3 separate regions of the Homo sapiens genome follow, and regions 1 and 2 are each linked to region 3. The links are chromatin loops, found by intact Hi-C in ENCODE. Cell type or tissue: GM12878. All regions are shown on one strand. Region 1 overlaps EPHB1 (EPH receptor B1). Region 2 overlaps EPHB1 (EPH receptor B1). Region 3 holds the start of LOC105374121 (a long non-coding RNA gene).

What was found. Hi-C counts contacts between places; a loop is a spot of excess contacts. Peaks named below come from ENCODE experiments on the same cell type or tissue, not always from the same donor. Only the 100,000 strongest peaks of a DNase experiment are listed, where the experiment ranks them.
Region 1: a loop joins it to region 3, with 3 times the contacts of the local background. A loop is called at or near these places in 3 of 110 quality-filtered maps.
Region 2: a loop joins it to region 3, with 2.3 times the contacts of the local background. A loop is called at or near these places in 2 of 110 quality-filtered maps.

The regions. Positions count from the first base shown.
Region 1 is chr3:134,800,523-134,803,022 of GRCh38, reverse strand. All of the region lies in intron 1 of EPHB1 (EPH receptor B1), which reads right to left. Among named protein-coding and RNA genes, the nearest start is that of EPHB1, 6.5 kb to the right of the region's middle. RefSeq lists enhancers at 38-97, 118-217. In GM12878, a CTCF peak has its summit at 1,272; no DNase peak of the experiment used is centred here; H3K27ac peaks cover 1,383 bases.
Region 2 is chr3:134,903,447-134,905,946 of GRCh38, reverse strand. All of the region lies in intron 1 of EPHB1 (EPH receptor B1), which reads right to left. Among named protein-coding and RNA genes, the nearest start is that of EPHB1, 110 kb to the right of the region's middle. In GM12878, no CTCF peak of the experiment used is centred here; DNase peaks (open chromatin) are centred at 966 and 1,486; H3K4me3 peaks cover 1,335 bases; H3K27ac peaks cover 2,368 bases.
Region 3 is chr3:134,852,192-134,854,691 of GRCh38, reverse strand. The region is part of intron 1 of EPHB1 (EPH receptor B1); the gene reads right to left. It overlaps LOC105374121 (a long non-coding RNA gene), which reads left to right and starts at 207. Exons shown (of 4, transcript XR_924525.4): 1 at 207-293; 2 at 945-1,216; 3 at 1,312-1,501; 4 at 2,122-2,280. RefSeq lists enhancers at 1,472-1,681, 1,792-1,851. In GM12878, CTCF peaks have their summits at 1,426 and 1,737; a DNase peak (open chromatin) is centred at 1,601; H3K27ac peaks cover 1,370 bases.

The DNA.
Region 1 (2,500 bases), 52 kb after region 3:
GAAACAACTGTACTGGTGATGGAGGGGGAAACAGGACCTTCTTTATCACCTTTTCCCTCTTTTCGCAAGCAGATCATCTTGAAACCTCAATCACCAGCAGGGTCATTATAGTGTAGTGAAGGGCCCCCAGATCTTCAGCTTTGGGCATCCTCCCACAGAGCTAACACTCCATGCTTGCTGGAGAGTGAGTGAGCAGATGAATAAGATGCTTTTCCTGCCCTAGAAGGCTGGGAGCATAATGAACTCATTTGCTAGGCTGTCAAAATGAAATCTTCTCATTCACAAAGTTAGAAGTAAACATACAAGCCAGTTACAGTGAGAGGCATCTGGCAGATAATGCTACATGGTACCAGTGGGGACCATGACCTCAATCCTGTCTGTACCACCTGCACAAGCCTGGGCCTGCTGCTGGCCAGTGGGAGGTCCCTAGAATACAGTCTTCCTCATGGAGGGCACTAGGCTTTCTCATGGAGGGCACTTAGCCTTCTTGATATTGGCTAAGCTCATTCTTTCCGATCCCTGATGTCTGAAAATCAGATCCTGAGCTGCTTCCTACAGAACCCCTGACAGGCTATGAGGATCCATGCCCCACCCATGATTTGCCAAAGGGTCACCATGCCTCAGATTGGACTTTATCTACAATTGTCAGCCCCTGCTTCTTTTTTTTTTTTTTTCGTGAGACAGAGTCTCGCTCTGTCACTCAGGCTGGAGTGCAGTGGCACAGTATTTTTTTGTTTTTTTGTTTTTTTTAGCAGAGATGGGGTTTCACTGTGTTAGCCAGGATGTTCTCAATCTCCTGACCTCGTGATCCGCCCGCCTCAGCCTCCCAAAGTGCTGGGATTACAGGCATGAGCCACCGCGCCCGGCCTGTCAGCCCCTGCTTCTACCACTGCTTCTACCCTGGGGTGTGCACCCACTCCAAGTCCCTGCTACTCTCTCTACCATAATGATCCTTCCTCCAGTCTATTTAACAATGAGAAAACTGAGGCACAAGGAAGGACAGAGCTAACTGTGCACTTGTTTGCTTCCTGTACTTTAAGTCAGATAGAAAGTGGTTTTCCATCAACAAAGAAGAACCAACCCACTGCCCTCCAGGCCTCCCTGGAAAGTGTGTTCCCAACTTTCTAACCCCCAGGGGAATGATCAACAAAAGCCAGCAAAGTGGCTCTAATACATCAGATATCAGGGACCTTTGATGGAGCAGATGGTCCTGACCTCACCACTCAATGCCCCCCACCCAAGCATAGTTAAGCACTCTGACCCAAGGGCCCCACCTACAGCTGCCACTTGAAATGGAATCTGCAGAAGAAGCTGAAGAATTTCTCATGCAAAATTTTGCTTTTAAATATGAAATCTTTCCCAAGGTGTTACTTTATTATTACAGTAATTTCCTCAGAAGGGCAGACATCGAATGCTCTGTTTCTCCACCATCTTTGGAGACATGGAAATCTGACAGAAATATTCAAGTTGCTTAAGTGGCTAGTGCATAAGAGGGAAACATAAAAAGAGCTCTTCCAAGGAATGCAGACTCCTGGAATCCAGGTGCAGGAACACGCTCTCGACAGTCAATGGAGGACAGGTAAGGGTTCGGTGTGCCCCCTCCGCTGCCCCCAGAACACATAGGGGTCCCAGGTTCATCTCCTTTGGGGACACTTCTCTGCTGATCATTTCTTCTTTGGAAGGGCTGGTCAGGGCAGAGAGAGGAACGAATATACCAGTCCTTACTAGAAAGGCTGCAGGACAGGTCTCCAGCCCTGTGTCTATGAGTGTATAGGGCTGCAATAGGGGTGGGAATAGTGGAGTTAGGAGGAAGGTGCAGAGAGAGAGCTACATGGAAACTGGAGCTTGATCTGAAGTGTTGAGGTTGTCTGAACATTTTGCTCATCTCTTCTTGCATGACCATGTAAACCTAAGCTCCCAGTGAGTCAATGAAGTCTCCAATGCCCAATGGCAGAGTCAGCACTAGAACCCTTCCCTCCCCTAGATTCCAGCTGATATGAGTCTTCCTTCATGCAAAGCCTTCAAAAGTGGTGGAGCAAAGTGGCTAAAAATATAGACTACAGAGCCTGACTGCCTGGGTTCAAATCCAGGCTTGGCCACTTACTAGCTGTGTGACCTTATCAAATTACTTAACTATTATATATCTCAGTCTTCTCATCTAAAAAGTGGGAGAGGAGTTGATTATAATAATACCTACCTGATAGGTTTTGTAAGGATTAAGTGAATTAGATCTCATCAGCAGTTTCCAAATATACTGGTGCCAGGCTGTCTGCATGTGAATCACTGGGGCCCTTTAGTAAAATGCAGATCCCCAGGCCATTCTGATTCAGCAAATGCAGAGTTGGGCAAGACCTATTAGGACTTCTGACTGTAACCTGGTTTAGAAACATTCCCCTTGGCAGTGTTTCCAGGAAGCACATACATCAGGATCTCCAGGAAAGCCCACTTAAAATGCTGATTTTTAGGATCCATCCAAACCTGCTGAGCTTTTAGGGTTAGG
Region 2 (2,500 bases), 51 kb before region 3:
AGAAAATTCAATACTGCAAAATCAGGTGGCAGAGGAGTGAAGCTAGCAGATGGGCAAAGGGGGCTTCAGAAGGGAAGCCAACAGCAAGATGCTCAATCGAAACAGTCCAAGGACTGCCTGGGAATCATGGGGAAACGGCAAGGCTCTGTCTGGCTTTCACAGCTTAGAGGGCAGTTGGGAGGAAATGTCCACAGCAAGGCTCCTGGTCAGCACCAAGAGGAAACATAAGCCAAGAGTCAGTCCAGATTTGGCCAGACCTCAGCACAGGAAAAGAGGAGGCCAGAAGTGTGGTGTACTCCACAGGCCACACTGACTGGCCCTTGTAAAACCACCTCACCACCTGCTGCCTTTGCTCTTCCTCTTTTCCTTAGGCTTCCACTCCATTGCACCTTTTCCCAGCGGGTGGTCCCTACAGATGTGCTGGGCTGATGGATAAACCACATGTGCTTCCCAAAGCAGAATGCTTGCCCTGCCCCCTGGTTGGCAATGCTGGGCAGTCAGTAATGCCGGGAATGACAAGAGAAATGCCTGACATGCGGAAAGTGACAAGAGAAATGTGTGGAAGGTGTGGCGGGGAGTGGCTGCAGTGCGCACACTCCACAATCAGTTTGGTAGGCCAGCAGCATGTGGAAACTCACAGAGAAAATATGTCGGCTTCAGAGAGAGGCTCCTGGGGCCCCCTCAGCCAGCACTTTGGATAGCTCCAAAGAGGAAAGTGGAGGAAGGCTGATCCCCAGTGTCCATCCAATCTTCTCTACCTGCAACTTACAAGAGTATTCTAAAGAAACACTGCACTGGAGGTGGGTACTGATGCAGCTATTGGGGAGTGAAGCAGGACCCTCACCCACAGCCACAACCACTCCCACATGGTCTCAGGGGCTGACTCATGGTGACCAGTGCTGTGGAATCATGCCCCATTACTTTTGTTTTACAGTTTCAGCTCCTGTAGAGATCATTTGTCTCTCCAAGTGCAGTCCTGTGACTGGGCACTCTGCCACCTGGTGCAAAGCCCGCTCCCCTAAAAGGCCCCTGGTTAAAGCAGAGAAGTAAAAGAGCTAGGCATAGCAGACCCAAACAAGAACATTTTGTCAAAAACAGATCTCTTTCACCAACTAAGCTTGAACAAATTGTATAAACACTATATTTAGACACTTTGAAGGAATGTTTAAAGTTTGTGTTTCCTAAATGACAGTCAGATGTCTTCCCTGACTATCTGTGATCAGCTGTAGAATTCACTTCCCCATCCCATACTCGTGATCTCCAAGAGACTAGCTACTCAGTGTGTGTGCCAAAATCTCTCAGCCATAGCCCCTTGGTGAGGAGGTATTTCTCCCAGCTATGAACTTTTTCCCATGCAGAGTCAAACCATCCGCTGGCTCAGCAAGTGTAAAGCCCCAAAAACTGTGGGTTGTTGCTTCTGAGAAATGTCCACCCCCATGGTGCTTACCTGCCACCCCCCACCACAGACCACAGACCACAGACACACTGGCCCAGGCTGACACCCACTCGCAGGCACCCCTCCACCACCCTAGCAGCTGCCTGCTTTCACACGCTGCCTCAGAGATGAAAGCGACTATGTCCCTTAAACAGAAGAGAATATTTTGAACAGAGAATTAACAGCAAATTAAACTGGTTTCACTGTACTCATTCATGCACAAAATTAGTGTGGGAGTTAAACCAAGAAAAAGCAAACAGGCGATGTGTTGCGATAATCAGAGGGCAGAATCCAGCCTCAGAAAGAAATGTTCACTCAGAGGAGGAAAGCCTGGGAGCTACAGGCTCCTAATTGGGCAAGAGTGCTACCTCTTCTCCCACCTGGAGCCAGCCTCCTTTCCAGGGCTGGGGGATCCAAAAGGGCTTGGAGATCTCCTAGGCCAGCAGCAGACAGCCTCATGACAGGTAGACACACCCTCCTGAAAAGGCCCCCGGTGCTTGCCTGCTCTGCTCCCTGGGCAGCTGCTTGCACTGCCGCTGCACAATCAATGAAAAACATTACAGAAACAACCAATTAGGGCCTGAAATGCCTTCAGGCTTTTTCCTTCGTGGGCACATCTGGCTGCGGTGGGGTCACAGTGAAACTTCTCTCCTGTGGATTCACTGGGACCCAGAATTAGCAACAATGGAATAATAACCAGCTTTAGAACACCAAGCAATTTTTAATAACTTCACAAATCTTTCCTTCCAACTCTGTCTGGTTAATCTATTACCTAATTCTTACCTTTGATAGAATTCTTACCTTTGGTCCCTCCATTTACCAAGGCCCCATCATTCCCATCCCTAGAATAAAACCTGGTCCAGGCGTACACAGTCCAGGCTGGGTGGAAGGGAAGTATACATGAGTGGACAGTGAAAGGACCCCAAACTTCCAGCCCCAAGGACCTTCTGAGAAGGAGATTCTCAGAAAGGGCAGCAGCGATCCCAAGCAAATTCATTTTAATGACAAATGATGCTGCTAAAAGTGCCGGTGCTCACTGTGCACGTCAGCACATCCTAGGCCTTG
Region 3 (2,500 bases):
GAAAACCTGATCAGTTACACGGGTCACGGGGTCCACAGGACATACAAAGCGATTACTCAGAGAAGCCTGGCTGTCCCTGCTATGGAAGCATGAGGCAAACGCTTCCCATGGGGCCCCATGGAGAGGACACTCTGTGATGCAATGAATGCTGTCAGTGACACCCTCACAGTAAACACCACCGAGTTTCACAGGCTGTTCTAAAGCTCCTCAGTGCGGGCTGATGGCATCTCACCAAAATGCGGTGCAATAAAAGCAAATCCTTGAAGAGTGGAAACCTTGCAGCCAGGTTCATGGTGGGTCTGACTTAATCCAGAGGGAGAGTTTAGAGGATTAAGACCAGGACACAGATCATCTCCTCCTCCCAAACGGCTCCTTTCAGGCTTGGCTCAGCCCCTAAATCATCAAGCAGAATCCTATTCCTCCACTCACAAGAGGCTGCAGTCAAACTGACTCCGGCAGACATTTGTTCAGTCCACACATATTCATGCAGCACCTACTGTGAGCCAGGCCCTGTGCTCTCCTATCGCACAATTACTCCCAGTAATACCAGACCCGTCATATGCCTGGAGCTTCAACCTAGCTCAGCCCAATATCACCTCAGGGCTTGCAGCAAGGACAACACCATATTTTGGCATTGGAGCCTTGGGTGAATCTCCAGGGCAGGAGAAGAACATGTGTGCCTGCTCACACACCAAAAATGTTCACTTTTGGTATTGGGTGGTTGCAGCGAAGGATGATTTGGAGGCTTGAGTATGGGCTCCCAGGAAGGACTCCATGATGGATGGGCTCTCTGTCCTGGATGAGGACAATGCACTGCAGGAGATGTGAAGTTGCTCCTATATGGAACCCCTGTCTCTGTTTTCCATCCCTGCTTTGGCCCTGGGCAGGGAAGACCAAAGCCTTCTCTTCCTCCCCAAAGCCTTCTCTTTTCTCCATCCATACAGGAAGGGCTCAAGAATATTGCTGTGCTACGGTGCTTCTGCAGGCAGGTTCACCATCTGTGTAACTGTGGCTACCACCTTCCATCTTGAACTCAGACACAGACCTCTCCTCCGAGCTCCAGATCCATATATCCAATCTCCTTCTCAATAGTCACTTGCAAGTCTCAGCCATTTCAAAGTCAACCCAAAGTGGTAATCTTCAAATCTTTCCCATTTCAACAAGTGACACCACCATCCACTAATTGTAAAAGTCAGAAACCTGGATGCCATCTTTGGTAACTCTCTCTCTCCTTCTTCCTGCAGCCAACCTATCACTAAAATCTGTGTGTTTTATCCCCAAAACATGTCTGCCACTTCTCTCCATTTCCAGCTCCACTGTGAGAGGCTGCTCACACCACCCCCTACATGCCCTGAGGAGTCTCCAGGGGCACCCACAGCCTCCTCTGGCTTTCTCTGGGTGACCCAGGGAGGGCTAGGCCCTGTGAGCCACACCGGGGCAGCAGCACTCACCAGCTCACAAGTGCTTCCCTCTTCTGCCTTTGCTGACAACAGTCCCCCAGGTAAGCTTTCGCCTTCCCCTTTGTCTCCCCTTTTCTTTCCACTTCTCTCACTTCTGCTTTCATTTTCTATTCTACTTCTTTCTCTTCCACTTCTGAGCTTTGTCTATTTCTGTTCTCTTTCTTTCTCTCCCTCCCGACTCGGGCTCCACTTGCTTCCTCTTCTTCAGATGTGACAGTCATAGAAAGTCAGAGCTGGCAGTGACCCCACCTGCCCTCTGACAGTATGGAAGGAGACTGTGAGGCTCAGAGAGGAAAGCAACTCACCCACATTCTCACAGCAGTGGGCAGCACAGTCAGCCCTAGGGCTCAGATACCCCAACCTGGTCCAGCACTCCTCCACTTATACCTCACTGTTTTGCTGCTTTTTCTTGTCCCCTGTCCCTTATCCCATGACAGTGGCCTGGTGCTGAAGACAGGCCTAGTCATTCTTTGCACAATACCAGTCGATAATTAGGTTGCATAAGTATGTATGTATCTTTCTCTCTTTCACACACACATGCACAGACACACACACACACACACACACCCCACATTTACTGCACAGATACGGACACCTGCACCCAAAGTGTCAGAGGAATGTGACTTTACCCTCTCCAAATGCTCCTTTTGTGCGTTCTCAGGCCTTCCATTCTCCTTCCGATGAGGCTGATGTATTCTGTTGCAGTTGGATGCACCTACAAAAATCCTCTTCAAAATCCCATCACTTCACCACCAAGGAATTACTAAAATACCATGAAGGAGGTGCTCAAAGGCGATATGGGGCAGAGGAAGGAATAAGTGCCTGACCCTCTGCCCCTTCTCTCCTGCAGCCCCATATGTTCTTGGCACAAGAGGGCTACAGAAATCCAATAACATCTTCGGAACCCGTCCAGATTTGACAGAGCCATCTGTGAAAAGCTGCTTGCCAGGGTGGGAGTGGCAGGGCATGCTGTGGCTATAGATTTAGGGTCAAGGCAGACTGCCAGAGGGGTGGGGCAACCAAAAGGAGGGGACATTGAG